2 separate regions of the Homo sapiens genome follow, and region 1 is linked to region 2. Evidence: chromatin loops called from intact Hi-C (ENCODE). Cell type or tissue: Caco-2. All regions are shown on one strand. Each heading gives the region's core, and the rest is flanking DNA. Links, peaks and the distances in the headings are about the cores only. Region 1 has its middle 130 kb from the start of LINC01559. Region 2 has its middle 61 kb from the start of LINC01559.

Evidence for each region. Hi-C counts contacts between places; a loop is a spot of excess contacts. Peaks named below come from ENCODE experiments on the same cell type or tissue, not always from the same donor. Only the 100,000 strongest peaks of a DNase experiment are listed, where the experiment ranks them.
Region 1: it touches region 2 in a loop (8-fold over the local background); 1 of 110 quality-filtered maps calls a loop at or near these places.

Annotation. Positions count from the first base shown.
Region 1 is chr12:13,501,957-13,504,880 of GRCh38, forward strand. No RefSeq gene overlaps it. Among named protein-coding and RNA genes, the nearest start is that of LINC01559, 130 kb to the left of the region's middle. In Caco-2, for the core only: no CTCF peak of the experiment used is centred there; a DNase peak (open chromatin) is centred at 1,335.
Region 2 is chr12:13,435,903-13,438,826 of GRCh38, forward strand. No RefSeq gene overlaps it. Among named protein-coding and RNA genes, the nearest start is that of LINC01559, 61 kb to the left of the region's middle. RefSeq lists enhancers at 2,359-2,880, 2,881-2,924. In Caco-2, for the core only: no CTCF peak of the experiment used is centred there; a DNase peak (open chromatin) is centred at 1,345.

The DNA.
Region 1 (2,924 bases), core at 219-2,718, 66 kb after region 2:
CACTTATGGCCACAGCCCCCAGAGTCTGGGAACCTGACCAATTCTACTATTTAATCCTATCTGGGGGATCCAAATTTCCCCCTTTTCCTTTGGCCAACGGAGATACTGCACTATGGCTAGGAAAATAGTGGCACTTTGTTAATCCCTTCTTGGCCGAACTACCTAGATTCAAGTCTTGACTCCTTCACTTATTAGCTTTGTGATACTGGGCAAGGTTTTCAGCTTCTCTGTGCCTCAGTTTTATGTAAAATGGGGCTGAAACATGATACATTTCATAAGATTATTTTATGGCTTTAAGAGGTAAATATATATAAAATAAGTAGCGCAATGCAAGGGGTGCATAAATGAGAGCTATTATGATAACTGTTGGAATACATCCTAATTTAGAATACACAAAGGAAATAGATGGGGTGAAGGGGAGTGGTAAAGCAGTGAAAAGTCAGATTCTTTGTTAAATGTTCTGTGATTTATGGAGCTTCAGATTTTTTAATGTAACTGTTACTCCAAACAAATGTTCTTTCCCTCTTCTTCTACTTCTTCTCATGAATACAATGGTGTTAATTCCTGTGCCTCTTACAGTTCAAGCAAGAAAGACTGCCCAATTGTGGCCTAACCTGTGTGTCTATAATTTGGTGAGGGTGATATGCCCCAATATAGAGAGAACCATAATTCTGACCTTTCAACTAAATGGAATTAATTTTAAAAGGAAAAAAATTAAATACCAATAAAGTTAATAAACAATTTTGAATTAAGAAAGTAACACTCCTTTATTGAATTCATTATTTTAATATCCCTTTGCTGAGTTTGGAACAGTCACATCTGCCAAATTTCAACTAGGTCAGCACAAATGTTTTTATTTGTAAAATATTCATTAGTAAAAATAACTATACCCCATTGTTTAAAAACCCTTACCAAGTGGATTGGGTGCTGCTGGTTTATGGTCCTTGTCATCCACATTGTGAGATACCAGTTATTTGGGTCAATGGCTCCTAAGCCAGATAGCACCAAATACTTGGCTGGATATTTTCTCATTCATGTTTGCAAACCTAGAATTAGAAAGTGAGATGACCATATACAAAACTGTAGCAGCCAGATTTGACATTAAGAAAACAAAACTAAGCTTAACTCAAAAGGGCCCCCAAAACAGCAATGAACAAGAACTATTTGTCTATTCTTCCTCCTGTTGGTTGAGTCTGCACACCAGGATGCAACTAACAGTCCTCTTGAAAGAGCGCTGGAGAAATGCTCTGCCCTGCTGGTTAAGCAGACTGCTATGTCACAACTTGAGTTGAGTTTCCATCAGCATTTCAAGGTCAGCACCCATGATCATTCCTCAGTAGCCTGTTAGAACAAAGCACCCAGGGCTTCTCTTATCTCTGATGCCTATAGATCAAGACAGTTCTTGCTGGAAAGAATCCTTGGCTATCTCCATTTATTGTCCTCTCAGCCTCTGACAACCTAGAGAAGAATGCAGTGACTATTTCTCAGAAATGGACGGTGTGGGACAGGTGGTTCAGACAATTCATGGCCAAAAGATTCAGCATTCAGGCCAAAGAAACTGATAAAAAAAAAAAACAGGATTCTTTTCTAACCAGTTGTCTGAATTACTTACCCTTCTCTCTTCCAGAGGCCCTGCTGCCTGACAAAGAGAAATTCATAATGACAGTGGAAAATTGCCAAACTCAGCAAATTTCTCCAAGCAAATAATGATTCCAGTAAAGAGTGTTCAAGTTTGCTATAACAATAATGAAAATAATAATATTTTATACACTAAAGTGCTTCTCATCCCCTAGTCTGCTATTTAATATGTTAAGTTTATACATTTGCATATGCCTGTAGGAGAATGTGCACAGTGTATATTAAACACATAAAATACTTTGGTGAAACATTGTCAGTTGTTTGATTAATTTCCAAAATTTATTCATCTTGCCTACTTAAAAACTTTAATCCCGAATATTACATTAGCCTCTACCCAATCTTAACAATTTCTCCCATTCACATTTTTAGGATCGAAATTTTCATCTATTAACATCATATAGATGGCTAAGAAGTTAGGGGCATCTTTCTCTGAATGTGTAATTTCCTACTCAGAAAGCTAAAACAAAACCTGAGGAAGGGGAGGCAAATGAAACATTTTCTCATTTGGGATTGTGCCTGATTTCTATTATCTCTACCCAGCCTGTCTGAGGTCAGAAGCTCAGAAACTGGAACATCACACTAGCCTAGCCTGGCTTTATTCAAGTTTAGAAATGAAACACTAGAAATACAGGATTCTGCAGAGCTAAAGATTTCTGTAACCACAGTGACTCATAAACACAGCACAAGAAATGTATTTGATTTGGGTTTTGGCCTTTAAATGTGCCACTTTCATCTCTTTTTGGCCTCTCCTTACCACACAGTGTTCCACTTAGGATATCATAGCCAGAGCTGTAAAGCTCCCTAAAGTCTTTGAAGAGAAAGGCTGATTTTGTGCAAAGTAGAGCTGTTGTTTTATTAAGGATGCATGAGAAAATATAACTAGACTTCACAGAGTGACTAAGAAATGCTGCCGGTGGGCTGAATCTCAGCCATCACTGGCCCTTCTGAGATCTTTAATCTCTTCTGTGAAGATCAAGAGGGAAGTGTGTGTAGGGGAAAAGCAGAGCCAGGCCCAGTACCAGGAGAAGGGGAGAAGGAATTTTGGTGAGGAAATTCAGCTCAGCAAGCATTCATTGAGCTAGGTGCTAGAGATAAAACTTGATAAATTTCCTGCCACAAGAGGACATGCAAACAGGAAATTTCAATATAATGTGCTCAGAAATAGTGTAGAGATGTGCTAGGGGACCCTGGGAGAGCTGCGTGGGGTCACTGCAGTCACTATGGGGATTATAAAGGAAGGGTATCTGGACAATGGAAGGCTGAGCTAATAGCCAAGATGTACAGAC
Region 2 (2,924 bases), core at 176-2,675:
TTCAAAACAGGTCAAATGAATAGGCAAGATTTCCTTCCTATAAGATTCAGCTCCTTGGGCTTGTGTGTAAGAGGCAAGATCTTATCCTCCTCCTCCTCCTCTTCTCTCCTCTTTCTCCCCTTTCCCCTTTTCCCCCCACTCCCTCTGCCCTTCCTCACTTCTTCTCCTCCATCTCCCTTTTTCAATATCTTTAATGGCTCATGCAGCTTAAAACTTCACTGGCAGTTTTCAGGGTTTTCAAGAGCATTGGATTGCCAGAATGAGATGTGTGCCTTTCCCATGATCCCCATGACTTAGGCATCTAACTGATCCAGTCCTTTCTCACGGTTGGACTTCTGGCTAGGGCACCACTCCATGCTCTTAGCTGTCATCCCCTCAACAGGGTATGGTGCATTTGGAGCCTCCTTTCTAGTTTTGACTCCTCCCAGAGCCAGCTTTTTCCAGATGAGGCCAACTTCATCTAAAACCTACAGTGGCATTAGGCTGAGGATGCTGTTCAGTTCTGGGCCTTTCCCTTTTGGAAATATAATGTATAAAAATGACACACCTGCTTATTCTCCAGCCTGGCAGTTGTCAGGGCTCCACTGCATGCTTGGAGATGTGCCAAGAGATTATCTCAGCAACCTCATCTCCCTTGATTACTTGAAGTTCTCAGTGTTAGTGGCGATCCTTAATGAGGGGACACAGTTTAGGTAGGATAAGATAATGGGCCATTTATCTTGCAGGTTCAGAGGGATTTATTTCTGAGATTCGACTCTTCCAGGAGGGAGAGGAGTCCTGGGGAATAAATAGACCCAGGGTACTGGAACAAGGAGCACATAGCCGTGGAATGCCATTGCAGAGGAAGCCGGACAGAGCCGGAGCCAAGGTCCCCGAGAGCCAGGATCAAGGCTTGGTTATCTTGGACTTGGTGGCACTAAGCACAGAACTGCTGCAGGGGAGTTAGCCTGATCTAGCCCCCAGCCTACCCTGACTTTTAGGAGAGGTTGTTGGCAGAGTAAGTGGACAAAGCTGCATGTGTGCATTTCTGAGTCATGTCTTTCAGAATCCACCTTGTAAGTTGAACTCTGCCTGCCTCGTGGATGCTGTCGGCATATCTCTGACTTCGGCTAAAGTAAATTTCAATTACTTTATCTTTTGGCTCTTGCTGCTTTTTAATCCCTTCCCCCCTGATAAGGCACAACCACATCCATGGCTTTTCTCCTGTGTTGGAGGATCTGGTCTCTTTGTGTCAGAGTGATGTGGATCACAGATTGGGGCTAACAGCACATGGTATTTCACCTCCTTGCCCAGAGTTCCATGGCCACATGTGCCATATGACTGACTCACACTTTCCCCGAATTACGTAACTGCTGCCTGGAGCCTTGTGATAACCCCCCTGGGACCTGCTGACAGTGCTGGGACTATTCCTCCTGTGAATGGCTACACACACCCTTGATGCTTGGGTTCTTCCGATCTCAAAGACTGAATAGAACGTTTAAGGTTCTGAAATCTCCCACTTCCAAGGATTCAACTTGCCAACATTTACTGAGTGCCCATCAGATGCCAGGCTCAGTGCAAGATGTCGTCATTTATTTCAACCGACTCTCAACTTGTTCAGTAGGTATTATCATTATCCTGTTTAATAGATGAGGAAACTGAGTATTGGACCACGTAAAGGACTTTCTGAAAAAATCATCTGGCTAGCAGTGGAGTATAAATTCAAGCTGAGATTGACTTGACTTCAGAACAGTGCATCATGTGTCTTTGTAGGCGTGACTCTGGTCAGTAGCTCCATTTACACCGAACAGTCCCATATTTGAACTTTTCTTCCTACGCAATAAGATTTTATACCTCATCTTCCAGTAGATGGAGTCCCAAGAATGTCTGGATGAGAAAAGCTTTGTGGGGGGAGGGGGGAAGAGGGGGAGGGACACACATCTGATTTCCATCCAGTCTTTCCTTTTCCTCTTGCATCTTGCCTTGTTTTCAAAGGAGAAAAAGGAGTCAGTGTTGTACAGTGATGCAGAACATTTTCTCTGGATTCAAGTTGATGGATTCGAATCCCGGCTCTGTCACTAACTTTGTGACTTTGGGAAAGATACTTCTTCTAAGTCTCAGTGTTCTCATCTGTAAAATAGGGATAACAATCATCCCTCACTCATAATTTTGTGATAATGAAATACAATAATGTATGTACAGAAGTTATTATTTGGTGCATAATGAATGCATACATTGACCATTTATATTACTAATAAATAGCAGCTGGCATGGGTGTGTAAATTGGTGCAACTACTTTGGAGAGCAACTTGGTGATACCCAGTAAAATTGAAGATGTTCATACCCTGTGGCCCATCAACTCTTCTCCTAGGTATACACATAAGAAACATATACAGAAATGTTTGTATCGGCATCATTTGTAATCACAAGAAGTTGAAAACTATATATTCATTAATAGAAGAGTGAATAGATAATTATATAGTCATACAAGGAAATACTATGCATCAGTGAAAATAAATGAAATAAAGCTGCACAGATGAACATAGATAAATCTCGTGAATATAATTCTGAGGGCAGATAGTGGAAACACAGCTAGGTACCCATTAAATCTTAAAGCTCCAAAATCTCCTTTGACTCCATGTCTCACATCCAGGGCATGCTGATGCAAGGGGTGGGCTGACACGGCTTTGGGCAGCTCCGCCCCTGGACTGTTCAGGGCACAGCACCTGCAGCTGCTTTCATGGGCTGATGTCGAGTGCCTGAGGCTTTTCCAGGCACAGGGTGCAAGCTGTTGATGGATCTACCTTTCTGGGGTCTGAAGGATGGTGGCCCTCTTCTCACAGCTCCCCTAGGTAGTAGCCCAGTGGGGACTCTGTGTGGGGGCTCCAACCCCACATTTCCCTTCCATACTGTCCTAGCAGAGGCTCTTCATTAGCGCCCTGCCC